2 separate regions of the Mus musculus genome follow, and region 2 is linked to region 1. A link is a loop called in an ENCODE intact Hi-C map of the cell type or tissue named here. Cell type or tissue: heart. All regions are shown on one strand. Each heading gives the region's core, and the rest is flanking DNA. Links, peaks and the distances in the headings are about the cores only.

What was found. Hi-C counts contacts between places; a loop is a spot of excess contacts. Peaks named below come from ENCODE experiments on the same cell type or tissue, not always from the same donor. Only the 100,000 strongest peaks of a DNase experiment are listed, where the experiment ranks them.
Region 2: it touches region 1 in a loop (3.0-fold over the local background); 3 of 42 quality-filtered maps call a loop at or near these places.

The regions. Positions count from the first base shown.
Region 1 is chr3:133,539,763-133,548,642 of GRCm38, forward strand. Tet2 (tet methylcytosine dioxygenase 2) reads right to left here and starts at 4,628. Exons shown (of 11, transcript NM_001040400.2): 1 at 4,438-4,628. In heart, for the core only: no CTCF peak of the experiment used is centred there; DNase peaks (open chromatin) are centred at 519, 3,559, 4,609 and 5,079; H3K4me3 peaks cover 3,289 bases; H3K27ac peaks cover 2,442 bases.
Region 2 is chr3:135,206,898-135,215,777 of GRCm38, forward strand. It overlaps Cenpe (centromere protein E), which reads left to right and starts at 5,666. Exons shown (of 46, transcript NM_173762.4): 1 at 5,666-5,817; 2 at 8,207-8,298. The coding sequence starts at 5,762. In heart, for the core only: a CTCF peak has its summit at 4,953; a DNase peak (open chromatin) is centred at 5,634; H3K4me3 peaks cover 2,378 bases; H3K27ac peaks cover 1,740 bases.

The DNA.
Region 1 (8,880 bases), core at 399-8,398:
GTTTGTAAGCCACTCGGTATAGGTAGTAGGATTCAAACTCCCATCCTTATGATTGAGCAAAGTATTCTTAACTGCTGAGCCTTCTTTCCAACCCCTTAAATACTCTTTATAACAAGTGGAGAAAGTCAAAACTGAGAATTTGCTACATCGGAAATGGCAACTCAAGATGAATTCTGTTGAGAAGGATGATACATCTATCTTAAGCCCGGAATTTTCTGCAATGTCCCTATTATAGTCAGAATACACTTGGAAACAAGCAAGAACCAAGTGCACACAAGTCTTCCTGCTGATGGTCACAGTGATACACGTGCTCTGCTGATGGTCACAGTGATACACGTGCTCTGGCTGCGCCTCCTCCCCTGCCAGACCCTACACACACCAACAGATGCACTGTACAACCTCATTCAATAATGTCACAGTAGTCACTTAGTTTTGGCAGTAAACTGTAATAAAAACCAGAGCACTAGACCCAAGTAAATACTGCGTGTTTGGCAAAAATCACTGTGGCTGTGTTCTCCAGCACAGTTTCCAAGATAACCACCAGCTCTGCTTGGCAACTGGACTCTCCCACAGTTAAGGCTCCAACTGTAAAGCTGGCTTACAAGACATTTTCCTGCTGCTGGCTTTGGTCTGTTGCTGCTCCTAGGAATTGCTATTCAATGGCAGCGTCTTCTTTGAGAAAGCATAATTTTAATGAATCAATAGTATCCCATTCAAGAAACAATTATATTAAGTCTTCAAGTACTAAGCCATGTAAGATTATGAAGTTTGAGGATGGAGAGATGGCTCAGCAGTTAGGCACTCTCACTGCTCTTGGCAGAGGATCTGGGCTTCAAGCAGTACCCATGTGCCACTAACAACTACCTGACCCCAGATCCAGGGGAATCAACATCCTCTTCTGGATTCCAGAGGTACCAGGTGTGTGTGCAGTACACATACGTATGCAAGCAAACACTCATACGCAGAAAACAAATCTTTTTTAAAATAATTGAAAAATTAGGAGTGATGGCAGCATAAAATCAGATCTAGTATAAAATACCAGGTAGCCTAAAATACTGGCATTTCACATCATCTCCTTGTTTGTTTGTTTGTTTGTTTGTTTGTTTGAGGTGTCTCATTGCCCAAGTTAGCTCTAATTTTTTTAAAGCAATCTTCCTGTCTCAGCTTGCCAAGTTCTAAGATGACAGACTTGAGCTCAGACATTTCTAGAACATTTTATGTGATGACAATTTTATTTCTAAATTGACTAATTTGCTTGGGTAATGATGGAAAATAGAGTTTCTTTCAGATATATCAGTGATTCTTAAGAAAGGTTTCCAAATGAGGCCAGCAAACAAGGAAATATTGGCACTTGGTTTGCAACAGGGTCTGGGTGGAGCTAGAGAAATTGATATGGAATTTCTAGCTTCAACAAATGAAACCAAAAAGAAACACAAACCCAGCAGCCAATGAGGACTGTGGAAGTCACCCTAAAGAGTCCAAAGCAGGTGTGCACATTGCAGGAGAAGTGTTGGTGATGCCAGTATGCAGGGCATATGTCACCACATGAAAACTACACCATCACCCTGGTTCCCAGAACAGACTTAAACAGTAAATCTAGTGAAAGCCTTAAAGAATACTTGACAAGTAAGAGAGTGTAAATAAATCAAAGCCTGGGTCCAACTTATTTCTGCATTTGTTCAAGATGTGATGAGATGAAACAATGTATCTTTTTTTTTTTTTTTTTTTTTGGTTTTTCGAGACAGGGTTTCTCTGTATAGCCCTGGCTGTCCTGGAACTCACTTTTTAAACCAGGCTGGCCTGGGACTCAGAAATTCGCCTGACTCTGTTTCCCCAAGTGCTGAGGAAACAATGTATCTTTTAAAGGTACCAATCTTGTTACTGTTTTAATAGTTTTTTTCTGAAGTAAAATCAACTAAAACAACTCTTAAGAACTTTTGGAATACTTAGGTGGAACTTTAACACACATAGTAAATGAAAGGCTACTGTAGACTCCCCATCCCATGTTTGTTTAAATAATTTCTCTAAGAAATGAGAAAGTGTTTCTTTTTATTCAGAGTGTTCAATGATGTACAAAATTTCCCTGAGACCCTTAAAGTAATATTACAGCTGTTTTCAGCACAAAACTAAAATGCACCAAGCAATAAGAATCAAACTTCACTGCAAGAAAGAGTAGGCCTCTATGATAACATAAAAAATAAGCCAACTTAAGCATTCTTATTGATTGGAATGGAAAACACTTTTGTGTAGTTTGAGGGCATATCATGAATCTGAAAAGTTCCCCACAAAGAAGTCATGACACACTGGTCTACTAGTGAAACAAATTACTTATTTTTAATTCTAGATTGCTGGAATAGTTGACCACAGTTTTCTCAACCAACAATAGACATTTATGGGAGGGGGGAAAAAAAGCTCTGTTTCCTCTACCACTTCAGGGCAAGTCAGAGCCAATGAACTGCTCTGTTCAGGGATGAGTAATGTTTTACCCTCTGGTCATGTGAATGAGTCCCTAGTACCCAGCCTTAAGCAAACTTAGCCACAGTTCTCATTTCTGAGAACCAAATCAGAAAGACTTGTAAAGTGAACTCCTAAGGGTTTGGAAACTTGATTTATGCAGTGACATGCCTTTCCCTCTACCCTGTAATCAGATCAACCCATACTGATCTTAAGTTTAAGCCCCAATCTTTCACAAACACTGTTCTGCTTAATAAAATTTTTAAAAATAATATTTATTATGTTGTAATTTATATTGTACTCAAAACACATTATAAAACACACATACAGACATGGAGAAGAATGCAACTCCTCTTCAGTATTTCAACTTTCCATTAAAATGCAAATGTAATGATTTCATTAGCTAGGCTACAATACCCACAGTCTTAAACCAAACCAATATATTTTCTCTGTGAATCCCAACTTCCCGTACATGTAATCTTATCCTTATGATGGTTCTTTGCTGATGAATTCTGAGTATGAATTTTAGCATTATAATCCTAATTAGAGCAAAGTACAGTATGTGACTTGTGATTTTTAAATCTACAGATTTATTCTGCTCCCCAGATAGACAAACACCACAACATTTTGCTAAATTTTAAGCAAACAACTTGGGAAAAACAACAAAACAAACAAACAAACAAACCTAATTCTATTCCAAAAATTGCTCAAAGCAAACAAAATCTATCAATTAAGCCATTAACAAGCAAGTATCATGTCTTTTAACAGGACCTTCTCAAGAGTCTGGCCAGGCCTCACTTGGTTTCGCCAAACGTAGAAAACTCTCCATAGAAGAAACCCTATAAGCTTTCTAACAGTTAGCAAGCAGGTCTAGGGAAGAGAGTCAAGCTCTGAGTGAAGAGTGAGGAGGGGTGTTTGTGAACGACCAAATAAAAGAGTGAGTGCCAGAGTGAAGGAAATTTGGGATGGGACTTGTTAGAGATCTTCTCTGGGATTGGGTTTCATTTCTTCGGGCGCCCCTGACCTTGCCTTCTCCAACTCCAAACGCTTCGCCCGCCCCCTCCCCCGGCCTGCGCCTGCCTTTGTGTGTGCCTGTCACTTAAGGGGAACAGAACGAGCTGATTCGGGGGCAGCACAAAGCCAACACACAGATTTGCACAGATTCTCTTACACACATTTCCCAAACTGGAAGGCACAGCCCACTCTGAGCTTGTGAACCTTGAGAAAAGTGGGTTCTGGTCTTGTTTCAGGGAGCAGAGAAACTATTCTTTCCCCTCTCACTTAGCGCCAATAACAAAACGCGAGGACTCAAGAGAAAAAAAGAAAGAATGGAAAAAAAAAAAAAAGCCCTCCACGTAGTGGATCCTGAATCTACACACTGTGACATCTGTCTAGTGTAGTCCACGAGGGGACAAACGTGTTGGAAGCCAGAGACACAAACCCAGAACAGGACCCAAACAAGCACTACTGGAGATAAAAGAGTCAAACACACCGGGTCAGTGTTCTTTCCGGGGTGTCTGAGGATGAACTAGGGGCTCCCTGGACTTATACTAAGAACAGGGGAGAGGAGGATCAAAAGAGAAAGTGGTGGTCCCCAAAGATGAACTCTTTCAGGAAGGCAGCCCCAAGAAAACACTCACTTTCCTGAGACTAAAAGGCCAGAAGAGCGGCTGGTGGGAGGTACAAAGGTAAGTTTTCTGGGTACAGAGGGGAGACACGCATTAGCAGGAAGAAGGGACCACAGAAGTGCAGGTCGCAGGAGAAGGGGGTGCTGAATTAAAACTATATTTGTCAGCCATGTTGAAGAAGCTCCTGTAATTTGTGAGGCTTCCCTCTTCCCTCTTAGTATTTGTGGGTGACATGACAGTCCCCGCAAGGCCGAGAGAAAGAGAGGGAGATTGGAAAGGGACCATTCCGCAGCCGTCAAGAGCGAGGAAAGAAAGAGAGAGAGAGAGAGACAGGCGCGGACCTCAGCGCTCTGACCTGGTTCTGGTCCCTCAGCCTCGCAGTCCACCGCCGTCGCAGCCGGGTCTCCTTTCTAACAAATCCTACAGGGCAGCCATCTTGCTTCCTTCTGCTCCTCTACGAAAGCAGCCTCGCCTCCGCATCAATATTCATAAGGCAGTTTGACGTCTGTTCTCTAGGCTCGGCGGGGCCGGCTCTCAGGCGGCCGCCGAGGGGGCGGACGTGACTGGCATGCGAGCGGAGCGGGCGCGAGCGCGGGAGCGGGCCGTGCGCTCGCTCCCTCGCGGAGGCGCGGCGGGACCCGGGGCCGTGCGCTCGCTCCCTCGCGGGGACGCGGCGGGACCCGGGGCCGTGTGCTCGCTCCCTCGCGGAGGCGCGGCGGGACCCGGGGCCGTGCGTTCGCTCCCTCGCGGGGACGCGGCGGGACCCGGGGCCGTGCGCTCGCTCCCTCGCGGGGGCGCGGCGAGTCCCGGCTGCGCGCTCACTCCCTCGCGGGGGGCTAGGGGACCTCCTCTGCTCGGCTCCTCCCCGGCCTTTCCTGAGCCCCGGGTGCCGCCGGCCGCACACCCACGCGTGGGCGGCCTCCGCGCCTCTGTCTCCCGCGGGGGCCGCGTAGGCACTTGGAAACTCTGCGCCCTCCTGCGCGCTCCAGGGGCCCCTGGCTCCCCGCGCTCCCGCTGCCAGCACCTCACCAGTCGTCTCCCCACTCGCCCCCACACCCTGCCACCCCCTTCCCTGTCGCCCAGCCAAGCCGCTCCCCATTTCCCCAAAGGCCGTGCCGGGAGAGCTAGAGGGGCCTGGGCGCTAAAGTCTCCACTCTGCAGCAATCCGGCGGCGCCGGGGCTCTCCCCGCCCAGGCCCACCTTCTGTTTACTTTGGCCACGTGGGCCGCGCAGGGGGTGCTGTCTCGCAGAGCCCAGAGGAGCGGTGTCACCGAGCCCCTGCTTGTCACTCGAAAGAATTAAGCCAGCAGTTTCTAATGTTCAAGGCGCCCCCGTAAGTTCCTCTATTTTGCACAAATTTCCACTCCGTACGGTAAAGTAATGAAGAAACCGCCTTGTGGGAAGCTGAATTCCGAACAAGCAGAGAGCGCTCAGTTTTCCCTGAAGTTCAAGGCTTGTGCGCACCAGCTCTTCTGCTGGCACTTCCGTTTTTTAAACTTACATTTTAAATGTTCCTTTTGGTAATTATTAACTTTTGAAGATGAGATCGAGGCAAATTCATAGGAATCATGAGACAGTAGTTTAGGAAATTTGTGCTCACACATCCACCCACCCTCCTCCTGTCTTCAAGTTTTCAGTCACTGAATGTTACGTTTTAATAGGTAATCTGGGAACCTCTTCTGTGGGATCGGTTGCGTTCACAGCAACCTTAAGTCTACTTTAACACTATTATATTGTCTGTAATGCACCCTTTCTTTGTGTGTGTGTGTGGGTGGGTGTTCTTTAGAAATGAGGCCTGGAACCAACTAACTCTCTCTCTAACTCTCTCTCTCTCTCTCTCTCTCTCTCTCTCTCTCTCACACACACACACACACACACACACACACACACCACATAAATTTTGAAAAGAAAGAGCAGACCTGCAATCACAGCATTTAGAAGTCTGAGGCAGTAGGATGTCTGACAGTTTGAATTTAGCTGGGTATTGTAGTTAGATTGTTTCAAGAAGAAAGGAAGGAAAAGAAAGGAGAGAGAGAGAAAAGAAGGAGGAGGAGGAGGAAGAAGAAGGAAGGAAGGAAGGAAGGAAGGAAGGAAGGAAGGAAGGAAGAAGAAGAAGCAAATAGCCATAACATTTTCCCTTAATTTCATGAAATGTAAACACTTCCTCTTTGTAAAATCTCATAGATGTATGTACTCACACAGGAAAGGCCAGGACCTCTATGTGGCACATTGTTACTCTGTGTTACATTGTTGCAGAGAAGATTGCCTAAAGTAAGTTCTAAGGAAACAATGTTTCTTCCATTTAGAAACAGTTACCAAGGTGTGATCTCACAAATCAGTAATCAAAATATTTACCTGGGCTCTACAGCACCTTATTTTTAAATTATTTTTTTTTTCTTTTTGAGGCTGGGTCTCACTGTGTGGCACTGGTTCATCTGAAACTATGTAGACCAGTTGGCTTAGACTCTGTCTTAGTCAGGGTTTCTATTCCTGCACAAACATCATGACCAAGAAGCAAGTTGGGGAGGAAAGGGTTTATTCAACTCACACTTCCACATTGCTGTTCATCACTAAAGGAAGTCAGGACTGAAACTCAAGCAGGCCAGGAAGCAGGAGCTGATGCAGAGGCCATGGAGGGATGTTCTTTACTGGCTTGCTTCCCCTGGCTTGCTCAACCTGCTCTCTTATAGAACCAAGACTACCAGCCCAGAGATGGCACCACCCACAAGGGGACCTCCCTGTTTGATCACTAATTGAGAAAATGCCTTACAGCTGGATCTCATGGAGGCATTTCCTCAACTGAAACTCCTTTCTCTGTGATAACTCCAGCCTGTGTTAAGTTGACACAAAACTAGCCAATACAGACTCAATAGAAATCAGCTTGCCTTGTTCACCTGCTTTGTCTGGCCTTTTAAAAAAATTATGATTATTAATTAATTAGTTTATTTGTATGAGTGTTTTGCTGGTGTGTATATCTGTGTACTGTGTGTTGGCCTGGTGCCCAGGAGGTCAAGGAGTGGGAGTCAGTTACAGATGATTTTGAGCTGCTGTGTGGGTGCTGGGAACTAAGACTAGGTCCTCTGCAAGAACAAGTGCTCTTTCTTAACCTCGGAGCCATCTCTCCAGGCTCGTTTCTATTTGTTTACCAAGCACTGCCAAGAGTCTGTTGAGTTCCTGTGGAAATCCAAAACTGCCAGCTAGTGACCAGAGCTAAAATAGCCATACTATTCCTGTTGAGGACTTCCTCAAAACCAGAGTCATTGTCAGAGTTAAAGTTTAGCAGGGGCAGCCTCTGAAGCCTCACCAGTGTCTACAGTGCCCCTAGAAGCCAGCTTTGGAATCCTCCGAGGATTATCTAGGCAAGCCTGTTGTTTGGTCCTGTGTTCTGTCTGCCTTTTCTGCTCAGAGAAGCTCAAGCCATGGTGACAGGCCTGTGATCCAGGAGCTTGGGACGGAAGGATGACCTGCCCATGGTCATACTCACGTGGCTACACTGGATTCTAGGCCAGTCTGGGATACACGAGACCCTGTCTTAAACAAAATCCCCATTTAGAAACTGAAATTCTCATCATAGTTCAGGAGTCTTGCCCTGGCTATTCGGCATTTAATGTCTGATGCATTGAGAGTCAGAGCACACTCAGGACTAACCCAGGGGTAGGAAGTAATAGGATTCCCATCCTACCACAGCCTGGCCCAGAACGAAGGGCAGCAGATACTATGACCCACATGTGCTGACCTTCATCTTGACTTCTCTTCAAGGCTAAACTCTGGAAGCTTTTGGAAAGCTGGCCAGCAGGTGTTAGAAGGCATGTAAAAGGTGCTTGCCACTGAGTAGAGCAACCGGGCTTTGATTTCCAGAGCCCTCGTGGAGATGGAATGAGAGAACTGATTTACTAAGTTGTCATATGGCCACTACAATTTTGCTGTGATACACACATGCACACACATACACAAATAAGAAATATTATTTTATAAATAAGGTGTGTAGGGATGGGGAGATGGCACATCGGGTAAGAAGAGCACTGACTGCTCTTCCGAAGGTCCTGAGTTCAAATCCCAGCAACCACATGGTGGCTCACAACTACCCATAATGAGATCTGACGCCCTCTTCTGGTGTGTTTGAAGACAGCAACAGTGTACTTATAATACTAAATAAATCATTTGGCTGGAGTGAGTGGGGCACCGACCGGAGCGAGGTTAACCGGAGTGAGCAGAGGTCCTAAATTCAATTCCCAACAACCACATGAAGGCTCACAACTACCTGTACAGCTACAGTGTATTCCTATAGGTAAAATAAATAAATAAATCTTAAATAATAAATAAGGTGTGTGGGGGCATGATTGTTGAGTGCACACACCCATGTATCAGAATGCAGGAGGAGAACACAGGACTTCCATACTCTCCCTTCCTATTCAGGTTCCTGTACCTCACCTTAGTTTAGTCATTAGGCCTGACTGCTGGGGATGGCATGCAGTTAGTCTTAAAGGACCCAGTATCCCTGCCTGCACCCTTTCACAGACTGCCACCAATTCCATTTCCCAGTGAGAACCTGGCTCCTAACAGCACTAGTTGCACACTGGACTTATGTCTTAAAGGGCAAGGAGTTATGTCTGAACTGTGCCCATGGTAATTACTTATTTGTAAACAGAAGAGCAGAAGGAGAAAAGAAATAAATCAGATTTCTGATTTTGTATTAACTGAGCAAAATTGTCTTCCCATAAGCATTTCCTGTGGAGTTAAATTTACTGCTGAATTTTAAAACACAGAATTCTTATATATTTTTTTCTTGACTTGGATG
Region 2 (8,880 bases), core at 294-8,293, 1.7 Mb after region 1:
CTTGGGGAAATAAATCAACTTGTCTCGGAAATTCACTTTCCCTTCTTAGAGGGGATGAAAGTACCCACATAGCACCACACATTTTCAGCACAGAACACCATAGAAGAATCTATTTATATGGAAATAAGTGAAACATTACATACATGCATGTAAATTACTCCAGATTGTTTTGAAAACTGCACAGTTGCCTATGGTGGGCAAACTAATAATACCTTTAAGCATCAGATTTAGGAATATTTCTCACTTTGACTCTTTTGGTATTTGAATGGTATTTATATACAAGCATTAATCTTATGACAAAGGTTAATAACAATTACCTTTAAGAAAATAGCATGTATGCACATTTTATGGATCTCTCTCCAGAAAGAGTGGATCTGGAGAGGAGAGAAGGTATGGAGGAACTGGGAGAAGGAGAGGGAGGGAAACTGTAATTAGGATATATGGTATGAGAAAAAAGTATATATATTTTAAATAAAAGAGAAAAATAAAACCCGGTCATTATTTTCAAATATAATAATATAAATCTATACAAAGGAAAAAGGGTCTCTTTCTAGATGTATCATAACATCACGTGCATTATTAGTTAACCCCTTTGCCTCTCCTGACCACTGCCTTCTGTTTTACAGTTTAGCAAAGAAAGTGGAAGAGTACAGACAAGCTCACAATATGACAACCAAAATAAATCTACAATTAATAGATTCCACTTCATATACTATTTTTATCCACTAACTAGTATCTTCAGCCTGTGGGAAACTAAGATTCATGTATTTTTAATTATATGAATGAGCAACGTTGTAAAACTCCTGGTACAGAGAACAAGGGGAAAAAAGCTACTTGAGGAATTCATTGAACTGATATTCTAGAATGAGGACACCAATTTTATAGACATAAATTTTTTGAATGTTATTTCTGAAGGTTATAAATAAAGTGTATAAAGAAGAACAAAACAGAAGCAGGAGACATGGGAGCTGTTATTTTGTACAGAGAATAAGCTCCAAGAAGGTATGTTTGTGGAGAGCCTAGACTCACATGGAAGCAGCCTATCTGGGCAGCAGCCTGTCTGCCACATAGAACAGCCAGTGAAGAGGATAGGGGTCTGTTCTCCAGTGTGTACCAAAAGGAGAGATACAAGAGAGTAATAGGAAGTGAGGCCAGGGCATAGCCAGGAGCCAACGTGAGGACTGCAAATGTAGCTTAGGCCATGTGGCATGTGTCTATCATAGTGTGAGGCCCTAGGTCCAATGTCCCACACAAACACCCCAAAAAAGAAAGACGGAGAGAGAGAAGGAAACCGATCAGGATCTGGGCACCACTAGAAGAGTCTGAGTTTCATCCTCAAGGGAATGAGAGTAAAGAGGGAACACTGGGTGTCTGGAGACAGTGACATGACTGACATGTTTTTAAAGTCACTGAAGTTGTTTCACTGAGAGTAGACCAACAGTGGAAATGGGTAGGAGTCGACACATAGAGACATCCATGGACCAGTCATCAGTAGAAGCAGTCAGAGATGGTTATGCTCTGGAGTATCTGTGGCAACCCTTAAAGAATGTCCACGTATGCTGATCATAGACGTTAATAGCAAAGAGTGTGAGCTGCACACCACTACGCCATAGTTGTCCTAGATAACAGGAAGGATGGGCTTGCCATCAACTGGGAGGCTGACAATCACTTAACAAGCACATTTTAAGAGAAAATTGTTTTTAAGCTTTGAATCAAAAGTTTCCTCACAAGATCACAATTTGACTACTTGGTATCTGGCTGGAGGCACAGTTTTGGGAAGTTTCGGAGCCTGTAGGAGCGGAGTCTTAAATGTTAAATGTAAGTCTTGTGAGTGAGGCCCCTGACGGTTGTACCGTTCCTGTGTCTAACCTCCCTCCCTGCCAGGTGATCGGCCATGATGTGAGTAGCCCTTGCTACATTCTTCTTCTGCATCAACGTTGCTTTGCTCTTCCCACCCGATGAACTGAGACTCTGAAAGTATGAGCCAACACAAATCTTCTTTCCCATAAGCTGCCGCTGGCAGCTAGTTTAGTTACAGCAACATAAACTGAGCTTTTCTACCTCAGCCTTCAACTCCACAGCCACTATGGTGTTGTTGCCCAAGAAGAACCAGGTTATGATCTACAGACTCCTATTTCAGCAGGAAACGATGGGAGCCAAGAAGGGTGTCCAAGTGTCCAAACATCAGAAGCTAGCAGACAAGGATAGGTCAAGCCTTCTTGTCATGAAGGCCATGCAAGTCCTTCAGCCTCAAGGCTCGGTGAAAGAAGAGTTTGCCTAGGAACATTTCTAGTGCACCTTCCAACCAAGGTCTCTGAGATTTATCTCCACGTGCCTTGGGGGTGGGGAGGGTCATGCTATGCTTTAACCCTCCTTCAGGCTCTGCCTTTGAGAGGTCCAGAGGTTGAGAAACCTGCTAGACTCACAAGAAGGAAGCCTTACAGAGACACCTATGTGTCCCAGGTACTCAAGGAAGCTGAGTCTGGGGCTGGGTTAGCAACTGATTCCAGTTCAGCAGTCAAAGTGGTCATGGATGGGGTTCTTCTGTGTAACCCAGGCTGTCCTGGAACTAGCTCAGGAGACCAGGCTGTCCTTGAACTCACAGAGACCCACCTGCCTCTGTCTCCCAAGGGGTGGGATTAAAGGTATGAGCCACCACATTCAGACAGGTTTTGTCTGTCTATCTTTGGCTGTCCTGTTCTGGAACTAGCTCTATAGACCAGGCTATCCTGAAATGCACAAAGATCCACCTGCCTCTTTCTCTGAGGTACTGGGAAGGAGGTAGGTGTGCCGCGTCAACATCAGGCACTTTGCTAATTTTTTTCTAACACTGAGCCGGGCGTGGTGGCGCACGCCTTTAATACCGGCACTCCGGAGGCAGAGGCAGGCGGATTTCTGAGTTCAAGGCCAGCCTGGTCTACAAAGTGAGTTCCAGGACAGCCAGGGCTATACAGAGAAACCCTGTCTCGAAAAAAAGAAATTCTAACACTGAAGCAAAATTAAGCTCCTTTCATAAAGCAACAGCAGCAAGAGCGAACGAATGCTCAAATGTGTCTTCTGTCCTTGTTATCCAGATGACTCTGAAAAAAAAAATAACTTGGACCTTGTCTTAGTCAGAGTTTCTATTCCTACACAAACAAGAATGATACAAGAAGCAAGTTGGGGAGGAAAGGGTTTATTCAGCTTACAATTCCATATTGCTGTTTATCATCAAGGAAGTCAGGGTCAGGAACTCAAACAGGTCAGGAAGCAGGAGCTGATGCAGAGGCCATGGAGGGATGTTCTTTACTGGCTTGCTTCCTCTGGCTTGCTCGGCCTGCCAGAGGAAGACTACCAGCCCAGAGATGGTCCCACCCACAAGGGGCCTTTCCCCCTTTGATCACTAATTGAGAAAATGCCTTACAGTTGTATCTCATGGAGGCATTTCCTCAACTGAAGCTCCTTTCTCTGTGATAACTCCAGTTGTGTCAAGTTGACACAAAACCAGCCAGTACAGACCTACACATGATACAATGACAACATTAGCTAAGATCGTGTCTTTGGAGTAAAAAGTCTAGTTTAAACTATGATACCTAATGAATATCCACTTGTTTGAGTGCAGCCCCTCTGTTCTTGTGAACTTCTAAGTAAACCCCTATGGCTCTGACTAGCAGCTATCCCAATGTATCAAGCTTTCAGTTCCTTAGTTATAACAGAGAACTTTCCCTCCGCTTTCGTATCAATAAAGATGATTTCTAAAGAATGCAATCGTTATGTTGCTATTTATTATGCACTGCCTGCTTCTTCCACAAGAGTGCCTTTCATGAGAAGCTCTCATGCTCACTAATGTCTTTTGTTCTCTCTACCCTGGGAGAGACAGAGATACTTGTGCGTATTACTACCGCTTCTAAAAGAATAAGAAGCCACATATACTCTGCTGTAGTCATGCTTGTTGTTTTCTAAGCCTGGAAAAATATTCAACATTGTTGCAGGACATTTGATCACACTGAGAACCCCAAGATTGGGTTATTTACTGGAAAACATCTGTTTGTAGTTGTGGTGTGGGTCAGCCCTAGCACACACCTTTGATCACAGCCATTTGGATTTACTTAGAACAGGACTATTAATGGAAAATAAGAGGAAGTCAGGAGGACGGATAGAGAGACGCACAGGAAATAGAAGGGAAATTGAGGGGTTTTTGAGAAGGAGAGCTTCCTTTTGGAACATCAGCTGAGGAGGAGGGTCAGCGGGGTGCTTCCTCTGACTCTCTGAGCTAGCAGGCTTTTATACCCAGCATCTGGCTCCCTAGGCTTCTTTGGTAAAATCAAACAATTGGTATCTGGGTTTGAAAAAAAAAAGCACAACATAAAACAGTTTCACAATGAATATCTCTTTTTCTGTACTGTTAGGAATTGAACAGAATGATGCAGGATTCCCCAGCTCCGGCCCCCTTTTCAGTTATTGTGAGACTGATTAAACTGCCCCCATTGGCCTTGAACCATCAAGCACCATCTCTTTCTCATTAGTGTATATTAATTGTACAAGACGTTTCATTTTGTTATGACATTTTCATACCTGAATATTACGTCCTTTTGTCAAATTCACCTCTTCTGCTACCCTCTCAGTCCCTCTCTTTTTCCTTCTAATAATTATCTCTTGATGAACAGCATAGATCATATAGTGGAATACAGTCAATCTTTAATAAATACTGCCTGCTATATAATGTTAGCAAAGACAGTGTGACAAAATCACAGCTGTGAAAATAATACTCTTGCTCTAAAAAATCCCTTCCTTGCCTCTGAGCCTTTAATGACATAACATTTCTTCCCCTTCATAAGTTTGTTCCCTACAGCTAAATATATATTTGCCCACTTTAAAAAAAAAAAAAAAAGTTAAAACAGGGCAGGGAAGATAGCTCAGTGAGTAAAGTCACTGGCTGCCAAGCTAAAGTTGAATCCCTAGAACCTAGTGGTAGGAGAGAACTGACATCCCCAAATTGTCCTTGGTTGCCTCCCTGAGGCTGAAGGTTAAGTCATTGTTGCCTGGAGACACCACATACTTCAGACTTGTCGGGAATTAGAAAATTCCAGCTGTTTCTGAGCTAGAAGCCTCGTCCCTAAGGCGTAGCTTTATTATTTTGGGAGCCTCTTGGATTACTCTAACCAACATGAAAAGAAGTGTTCCATGCCTAGTACTGGGGATTTCTCGGGTAATCCATGCTCTAGTGTGCAGCACTGTCATGTCCCCACAACATTTTCCCAGGTGTCAATGATTCTCTCCCTTACATGAGGCTCTTACACTCACCGTCCAGAGAAATGAAAGTTAAAGAAAAGAAACAACAACGCCTCAAAGCAGTTCCAAAAGAAAAGAAAATCTTCCTTTCCTGGCTGGGCAGTGAGTTCCCATTGGAGGCTTTAAAACAAAACGAAAGCTTTTTTTGGTTTGGTCTAGTCTGGAGTTCTTGTTTGTTTGTTTTTTAAGATTATAATTCTTTTGTTCTGCAGGCGTGACTCTAACACAAAACTTCTCTCCAGCTGAGTTCTGAGGCTCTCAGTTCCGGGATCTCTGAGTCTCCCCCGCCTTCCCCATCCATGGACTCGCCCCGCCTTTCCCCCCGCAACCCCCACTCGCCGCAGCACTTGGACTGTCCCGTGACGTCATGACGCTGCGCCACCCAATCCGCTGCAACCTTGAGGACATTTTAAACTTAAAGGCGGGGCGGCCCGGGAGCTCGGTCGGCGCCGTTGCTCTCCTTCGTTTCCCTTAGTCTGCAGCGGACAGGATGGCCGAGGAGGCTTCAGTGGCTGTCTGTGTTCGTGTGCGACCCCTCAACAGCAGGTAGGCGGCCTGGGGCGGCGTGGGGACCTGCGTCCCAGCCCGCGCTGCCCCGAGTCACACCGACACCCGGGTGCAGGACTCCGTTTCCCCGAAAACACGGTCCGACTGCGCGTAGTTCTGCTCAGGGGACACTGCCGTCCTCGCCTGATGGACGGAGACAGTGAATGTTCAGTAGTGGGAAAAGGTCGGGAATGCCAGAAAGAAAAGACAAGAGGGGGTTGATGAAGTCTACTGGGTTTGCTGGCTTCTGGCCTTCAGCTAGAGATGCTAAAGCTTGAGAAATTGGTATTAAACGGGTGGTCGATAGGCGAGATTCTCAAAATTGATTATTTCTTGCATTTAAGTTCCTTCCCTAATTTGGGAAAAAGCTGGCTCCTAGTTAGCATTAGCTGTTGACTTGACAGCCAGCTATATCTAAGGGAGTCTCCATTGGAGGACTACCTGGATGAAGTTGGCCAGTGGGCATGTCCTTGTGGTGGAATCTTAGTTCCTGGTTGATATGGGCAGTGCTTAGGCCAGTCTGGGTGGTTCCATTCTTACTCATGGAACTCAAGGCTGTGTAAGACAGCTACGTAGGCAAAACCCAGAGAGAGCAAGACAATAAACAATGTGCTTCATGAATTCTGCCTCCACTCCTGCTTGCGACCCTGCCCTGACTTTCCCTGGGGCTGGAAGTGTAGGCTGATATAAACCTTCTCCGTTCCAAGTTGCTTTTGATATAAACCTTTTCCACTCCAAGTTGCTTTTGGTCATGATATTTTATCACAGCAGCACAAAGCAAACTAAAACAGTATATCTATAGACATAAGCCGTTAACGATACACAGAAAAAAAAAAGAAAAACAAAACAAAACTGTGCAGAATGTTGAAAGAGCCACTGGGCCTTCAGAGACATGGGGTACCTGGTGTCAGGAAAACGCTAACACTACAGAATAGGTGGTTCATTGATGGATAGATCACAGAGATTCAACTTCCAGATTGCTTGACTGATGTGGTGTTTGGTACGAATAGGAATTTAGAGGAAGGTGGCACTGAAGAGATTAGTGGTGTCTGTCATGGTGGCACAGGCCTTTAACCCCAGCACTCAGAAGACAGAGGGAGGTGTATCTTAGTTGTAGACCAGCCTGGGCTACCTAGTGAGTTCCAGGCCAACAAGGTGAGACAATGTCTCAAAGTAAAGAACAGAAAGAGATTAGTGACATAGTTCAGGGGATTTAGGGCATGTCAAGTATTCCGGAAGATTCCAGAAGTTTTTTTGTTTTTTTTAAAGATTTCAGAGAGGAAGTAGAGCCTATGCAGACAAAGATAGTTATGAATATAGTTAAACATAAAATTATATTACTTAAATCTTCATTTTGCAAGAGGTTTGGGTTTTTTTTTTTAATTTTTGTTTGTTTATTTGGTTGGGGGGGGGGGCGGTTGGTCGGTTTTGGTTGGGTGGTGGAGGTGTTTTGAGATGGGGTTTCACTGTGTAGCCCTGGCTATCCAGGAACTCAGTTCCATAGACCAGGCTAGCCTCCAATTCATAGAGATCCACCTGCCTCTGCCTCCCTAGTGCTGGAATTAAAAGTGTGTGCCACCACTACCCAGATTTTTGAAACTTTGTATTGCAAGGTTCTCCGGTAATACAAGATCTTTCCCCAGCTCAGTAGCTCTCAGTTTTCCAGTCTTTGTGCCACACTCAGAACACTGCCAGCCCTCTCTGCATGTGGACTGTCTGGTGATGTCATGACTCTGCACCTCTGCAAGGCTCAGTCAGCTGTGAAGTTGACATTTCAAAAAAAGGGGGAAGGCACTGGGCTTGGTAGGCACCCTAGGTCTTCTGCATTTTTCTGGGCAGGTGAGATGTCAGAGGAGGTGGTGGCCACTAAACTGCACCCTACTCTCTCAGAGCTGGCAGTTTGCAGAAAAAAAGAATTATAATCTTTAAGAAATAAATCAAACCAGACCAAACCAAACCCAAAAAAAAAAAAAAAAAAAAAAGCTTTTGTTTTGTTTTAAAGCCTCCAGTGGGAACTTTCCTGCCAGGAAAGGAAGATTTTTGTTTTCTTTTCAAACTGACTTGAGGTGTTTTCCATTTCCTTCCTTTGTAGATGACAAAATTATGTCTTATGTGAAAAGTCAGACACCCCTAGAAAAGGGTCCTAATACATAATGAGAGTCACACCCTGAACTGTTCTTCCATTGCTGGGTACTTCGAGTGGAGGGCTTCAGTAGGGACTGGCGAGAAGCAGACCTTGAGCCCCATTTAGGAGAGTTGAGTCCCAACCTTTCCAGAGTAGACGCTGTATGTTACTGCTATTCCTTAGGACATGAAATGTTGTAAATTACCCCTCCTGTTATGTGACCACCAGAATCACGTACTAAAATGTAGCATTCCGTTCTTCCAGAGAAGAAGAACTTGGAGAAGCCACCCACATTTACTGGAAAACAGATAAAAACGCTATTTATCAGAGCGATGGGGGTAAATCTTTCCAATTTGGTAAGTTTATGATGGCATCCGTTGCTTCCTAGCCTGGTGGTGGTGACCTCCAATCCCTGCACTCTATAATCTGAAGATAAGGGGTCAGGAGTTCAAGGCCAACCTGAACTGCAAAGGTGTTCTAAATTGAGCTATTTTCCCAGACCCTAGGTGGTCATCTTATTAAAACTAGGAAGACAACATTTTGAGCACAGAAGTATAGAAAATAAAATGCTTCCTAGTAAACAACTGTTTAATATACTAATATATTTTTTAAAGGTAAAACAGTATGTTTAAGAGATTATAAAAGCAAGATTAAAAGTTTCCCAAGCATTTGGACTCTGTACTATATAGGTTTTGGTGGCCCTATATGTATATAGAAGATTTGAACTCATCAATTGCTTGAGGTTGATGGTATTACAGTACAGACATCTACCAACTCTGCTTAATCTGAAATCCTAACTGCACAGCCTCTACGTGGCGCTTGGTTTTCCCGTTTTACCCGAGGACAAGTGTGTGGTTCTGATAGAAGCAGAGCGATTGCTAGGTTTCTTTGCCATCACATTTTCCTATTTTAAAGATCACCATAGAAAGTGTCCCATT